Regions from separate parts of the Homo sapiens genome. Here region 1 is linked to region 2. A link is a contact called in ENCODE Hi-C or POLR2A ChIA-PET data. All regions are on one chromosome and are shown on one strand. Each heading gives the region's core, a stretch centred on a gene start or an enhancer-like site at or near the end of the contact. The rest is flanking DNA. Distances are from core to core; before and after follow the strand shown.

What was found. A loop is a pair of places that touch in the nucleus more often than their neighbours do. ChIA-PET counts read pairs that join two places held with the same protein, here RNA polymerase II (POLR2A). Pooled maps may share reads with other maps.
Region 1: a loop to region 2 is called in a pooled map, with 5 times the contacts of the local background. The contact joins the enhancer-like site here to the promoter of DENND5B in region 2. A Hi-C loop is called at or near these places in 5 of 37 single-sample maps with no recorded cell type and 5 of 50 pooled maps. POLR2A ChIA-PET finds 5 or more read pairs at or near these places in 1 of 52 experiments (activated B cell).

The regions. Positions count from the first base shown.
Region 1 is chr12:31,895,283-31,897,982 of GRCh38, reverse strand. It overlaps the pseudogene RPLP2P4. Among named protein-coding and RNA genes, the nearest start is that of LINC02422, 9.4 kb to the right of the region's middle. RefSeq lists a silencer at 1,902-2,001. Within about 2 kb of position 1,287, at least 18 of the 41 ENCODE cell types and tissues checked have a DNase peak (open chromatin) inside an H3K27ac peak, as active enhancers do.
Region 2 is chr12:31,589,840-31,592,539 of GRCh38, reverse strand. DENND5B (DENN domain containing 5B) reads left to right here and starts at 1,404. Exons shown (of 21, transcript NM_144973.4): 1 at 1,404-1,834. The coding sequence starts at 1,708. It overlaps DENND5B-AS1 (DENND5B antisense RNA 1), which reads right to left and starts at 2,617. Exons shown (of 3, transcript NR_046909.1): 1 at 2,421-2,617. RefSeq lists an enhancer at 594-823 and silencers at 1,254-1,543, 1,614-1,883, 2,034-2,373.

The DNA of each region.
Region 1 (2,700 bases), core at 38-2,537, 310 kb before region 2:
CAATACCCTGGGCAATGACACCTTTAATGTTTTTTCCATTCAGCTCACTGATGATCTTGCTGCACTGGTTGCCATTGGCCTTATTGCTTATATTGTACAGGATCTTCTTGACGTCCTTGGTGCTGGGCAAGGGGTTGCCCCCGAGGGCAGCCAGTAGGTAGGAAGGACGACCTTCTGTGTCCCGGAGGAAAAGAAAGCCACACCTTCCTCTTTTAGTTTGTTTCTTTTCTTATTCCTGTGTTGCTGCTGAGAAACCCAATCCAATTCCGACTCCCCCACCACCCTTTTGTGCCACCCTTCTACCCCTTCTGGAAGCCTGAGAATCTCCTGTTTGTCCTAGATATTTTACATTTCACAATCATATGCTTTAGTGCAGGACAATTTTCATCTATTATGATGGACACTTTCAATTTGGTTCTTCTATTCTGAGTGTGTTTCTTCAACTATTTCTTTTTTTTTTTTTTTTGGAGATGGAGTCTCGCCCTGTTGCCCAGGCTGGAGTGCAGCGGCCCAGTCTCAGCTCACTGCAACCTCCGCCTCCTGGGTTCAAGCGATTCTTCTGCCTCAGCCTCCCAAGTAGCTGCGACTACAGGTGCATGCCACCACACCCAGCTAATTTTTTGTATTTTAGTAGAGACATGGTTTCACTGTGTTGCCCAGGCTGGTCTTGAACTCCTGAGCTCAGGCAATCCGCCCGCCTCAGCCTCCCAAAGTGCTAGGATTTCAGGTGTGAGCCACCACGCCCAGCCTGAACTATTTCATTGTTGATTTCTTCCCCTCTGTTTTACTCTTCCTGGAAATTCTATTATTTGGCTGCTGAACTTCATAGATTTCATAAATTTTCTTACCTTTTTTCTCTCATTTCCTATCTCCTTGTCTTTTTGCCACGCTTTCTGTGTAATTTCCTCAATTTTATCTTTCAATTCTTCATTAAAATGTTCATTTCTTATCATGTCTTTAACGTCTAAAATTTCTTCTTGTTCTCTGAATGTTCCTCTTTTTACAAAATAACATCTTGTTCTTGTTTTCAGAATGCAGTATCTTTTCTTATCTTATCTTTCTCAAGACTGAGAAATGGAAAACTACAGAAACCACAACTTGAAAAACAGTACAGAGACCACAATTTGCAAGACAGATAAACTATGTCAGCAACAGCTCAGCTTGGACCCAGGTGTTCAGGAAACAAAACCACAGACTTTTTCACAGACAGCCTTGCCTAGCCTATCGACACAGTCAGTGACTCAACTTTGCAACTTTTGACCAATTCTTTCCTGCCCTAACTCTACCCTTCCTTCCTGCCCCTCCCCCAACTCTTGTTATCCCCGCCCTAAAAGCATCCTTTGGCTAACGCCTCCTCAGTGAAACTGTATAAAACTCAAATGTTAAAGCTACTCGGCGTCCATTTGACTGACTCCATTTGCTCACTATCTCCCTTGCCTGGCACATTTCTAATAAACTAAGCTTCCTTAGTTATTGTTATTTGTTATTTGTTTGTTCTATGTTTTAACCATAACAGATTTCTTTGCTGCTCTTTTATGAGAAACTTTCTTTTTTTTTGAGACAGAGTCTCACTCCGACGGGGTTTCACCATGTTGGCCAGGCTGATCTCAAACTCCTGACCTCAAGTGATCCGCCCGCCTCAGCCTCCTAAAGTGCTAGGATTACAGGTGTAAGCCACCGGGCCTGGTCTTTTATTTATTTATTTTTTTGAGATGGAGTCTCGCTCTGTCACCCAGGCTGGAATGCAGTGGCGCTCTCGGCTCACTGTAACCTGCACCCCCTGAGTTCAAGTGATTCTCCTGCCTCAGCCTCCTGAGTAGCTGGGACTACAGGCGACCGCCACCATGCCCAGCTAATTTTTGTATTTTCAGTAGAGATGGGGTTTTACCATGTTAGCCAGGATGGTCTCGATCTCTTGACCTTGTGATACACCTCCCTCGGCCTCCCAAAGTGAGTGAGGGAGCCACCGCGCCCAACCGGCACCTGGTCTTTTATGAGAAGCTTTGACTGAACATGAGTTAGTTTTCTTTCATCCACATAGTATTCTGTTTCTCCAAGGTGCTTTCCCTGCTTGTGTGCTTTTTGTCTTGCATGATAGAGGCTTACTTTAGAGTTCTGGTAATTTTTGGTTTCTTACGATGAGGAATGAAGGACTACAGCTGATTGGAAGTTTGCAGTATATGGAGAGCTCTTGTATTTCTGAGTTTACTGTAGGGCCATTTATTTGTTGGGTAATCTTATCAGTTTCTCTTCTTTCCTCTTGGGCTGCTTTGATTCCTGAGAGAAAGGTGTGACAATCCCCTTCCTAGAGGGTAAAGATCTGGCTGACATGGTTTGGGCACTAAATGATTGATGAAGGCTGTGAGGCAGGAGGCAGGGGCTTAGCAATCAGCAAGCATGTGATTGTGTAAACCTCCATTTTTGTTTGGTATCAAAGCTCTCAGCTGTACTTGATGTTTCCCAGTCCACAGACTCCAACTTCTGCTGAAACTAGGGAGAAACAGTCATCCAGCAGCATGAGAGCAGGTAGAAGATCTGGGTCTGTTTGTGATTCTACAATATAATCATTTCTGTTTTCAATTTTTCTCTACTGTTGCCACATAATTCAGCTTTCTCAGTTCTTCTGAGTTAGTCTGCAATCATCTCTTTGCTTTTTAGCTTTCAAAGGTTTATCATCGGCCAGGTGCAGTGTGGCTCATG
Region 2 (2,700 bases), core at 155-2,654:
TACAGGCCTGAGCCACCATGGCCAGCCTCTTTCATTTCAAAATTGAAGAAAGAAAGTGAAGATACAAGCTACATTAAATGATGGTATGCACGCACATGTATCTTCTAGGAAGAACATTATTCAGTCAAATAATCGAGGTTCTCTCAGGCAACCTCTCTGGAAGGTTTGCTTGTATGTCTAGTGGTAGATGCCCCAAATCCCCAAAGAAGAAAGCAGGGAGTGGTGTGGAAGGGGTTGCCATGTGGAGATGAATTGCATTCAGTTTTCTATCTTTTAAGTTTTATTTTTACTTACATGGCCGGGCACAGTGGCTTATTATGCCTGTAATCCTAGCACATTTGGGGGCCAAGGCGGGAGGATCACTTGAACCCAGGAGTTTGAGAGCAGCCTGGTCAATACAGTGAGACCCTGTCTCTTAAAAAATTATTTTTTAAATAAATAAATGTTATTTTTTTACTTAGATGGAGACAGAGTCTCCCTCTATTGCCCAGGCTGGTCTTGAACTCCTGGTCTCATGTGATCTTCCTACCTGGGCTTCCCAAAGTGTTGAGTAAATTACAGGTGTGAGCCACTGAGCCCAGCCAGTTTTCTTTCAAAGGAAAAAGAACTGGTTGTCGAGTTCCTTCCGAGAAGGCAAAAGACAGCTGAGCAGGGCAAGAAAGCCGTGCCTTTGGGAGGAGCAGAGTTCATGGTCTAATTCCTGTTGCTTTAGCCTCCGATTGTTACTTGCGGGGAGAGCCGATAACATCGGATGGGTACAGGGCTGCGGAACTGGAGCGCCTTGGCTATTTACACTGACCTGGAAAATGTCAGGATAAATGACAGAAGGCGGGGGTTGGTGACTGCACTCCTTCTAGAAGTCTCAACGCTTTGTGGGTATTGAGTTGTGTTTTTTCCCCCTCACGGTTGACTTGTCACTAAGTCACTAAGGATGGCCTGTAAATGGGGTGACGGCTGGGGGAAGGGAGGACCTTAAAGTGAGACAGGCACCCCCACACAGGTCACAGTTTAAAAGACGATGGTTCAGACCGTTATGCGAAATGATCTCAGAGCGGCTGTTCACCTTCCCCAAAGCTGCATTAAAAGAAATAAGGATGGGTGACAACCCCTTTAGAAGACAGACCCCCACACTGAGGCTAGCCCTCTTATCGGCTGGCCAGGGCGAGGAGGGGTGTGTGCAGGGTCGCCCTCGATGCCGCAGCCGGGGCCAGTGGGCACGAATGCGGCCCCACGCCAGGCTTGGCCTCCGAACCCGCTAGGCGCGCGCGCACGGTAGAAGCGCGCGCCTCCGTCCCTCGCGAGCGCGCCCCCCACCCCTCTCCGTCGCACGCGCCGAGCCCCGGCGCCCCCGCCCGCCCCGCGCTCCCACAGCCCGAGCGCCGCTCAGCTGACCCGCGGGCGCCAGACGCGGCGGCTCTCAGCTCGCGAGCGCAGCTGCGGCTGCGAGGGCCTCTCAGGCCGACACTCCCCCCGCGCCCCTCCCCCACCCGGCCGGGCTCCGGACCCGCCGCGCGCGAGCCCGCGGCCGCTTCCCCCGCGCCGAGCGAGGAGGCAGGCTGCGGCGGCGAGAGGCGGCTGCGCGGCCATGGGCGCGCCAGTGTCGCCCTAGGGCGGGCGCACAGACCACAGCCGGAGCGGTGGTGGCAGCCTCCGCAGAAAGCCTTCCCGGGCGGCGGCGGCGGCGGCCCCTGGAGCAGCGCGGCCGGGATGAGCGGGAGCTGCGCGGCGCCCGGCCCGGGCTCGGGCTCCTCCCCGGCCGCCTGCCGCTTCGCGCACTACTTCGTGCTGTGCGGGATCGACGCGGACAGCGGGCTGGAGCCTGACGAGCTGGCGGGTAAGGCCAGGGCTGCGGCGGCGCTGAGCCCCCTCAGGGGCGCGGGGGACGCTGTGGGGACGCGCGGGAGGCGGGGTGCAGGCTCCAGACAAAGTCAGCTCCCGGTGGCGCCCTCCCGCCGCTTTCTGGCCGAACTGGCGCTCGGGCGCGATTTAATGACATTGTTATTTATTCCGCGTGCGGGCTTTGCGGCTGCGCCCACCGGGGCTTTCGCCTCCAGGCGCTGGGTTATTAATAACAGGCGCGGGGGTGGCCCCAAGGGCACGGACCCCGCCTGGCGCGCCGGCCCCTTCGCTTGCAGCCGCACTCGGAGGCGGCCGGTGAGTCACCGGGCGCGCGGGCTGCCCCCCGACCGCCGTGCCTGCCTCCCACCCGCCAGCCACCCGGCCCCGGCCGCGAAGTTTCGGCCCCGCACGTGACGCGGCTTTCGGGCCTCTTCGGGAGACGGGGAGTCGGACTCAGCTCGGCTCCCGCCGGGGTAGCGTCCGCGGAGGAGCCGGTGGCCGTGCGGAGCGAGCGCGGGGCGGGGACCGGTCGGACTCTGCCCTCTGCGCCGCCTGCCGCTCTGCGGTGCCGGCCAAGTCACCTTTTGGAATCCTGTGGATTTGGCCGCGTCTGGGAGCTGGCAGGGACCTTTGGACGCTCGGGACCCAGCACCGCGCTTTGTTGACACTGCCTACACTGTTCCCGAGTTTAAATTCAGTTGGGTGCACCGTGTGTTAGTGCCTGGTTTTCCCGGAGGGGTACCGGTCCTTCCGCTTGACTCATTTGATGGCGCAGTGCGGGGCTGTGCTGGGCAAACGACGCCGTTAAAAGGGGCCGCTAAAGGGCGATGGGCGGGGGCAGGGCAGCGGAGTGCGCAGTGT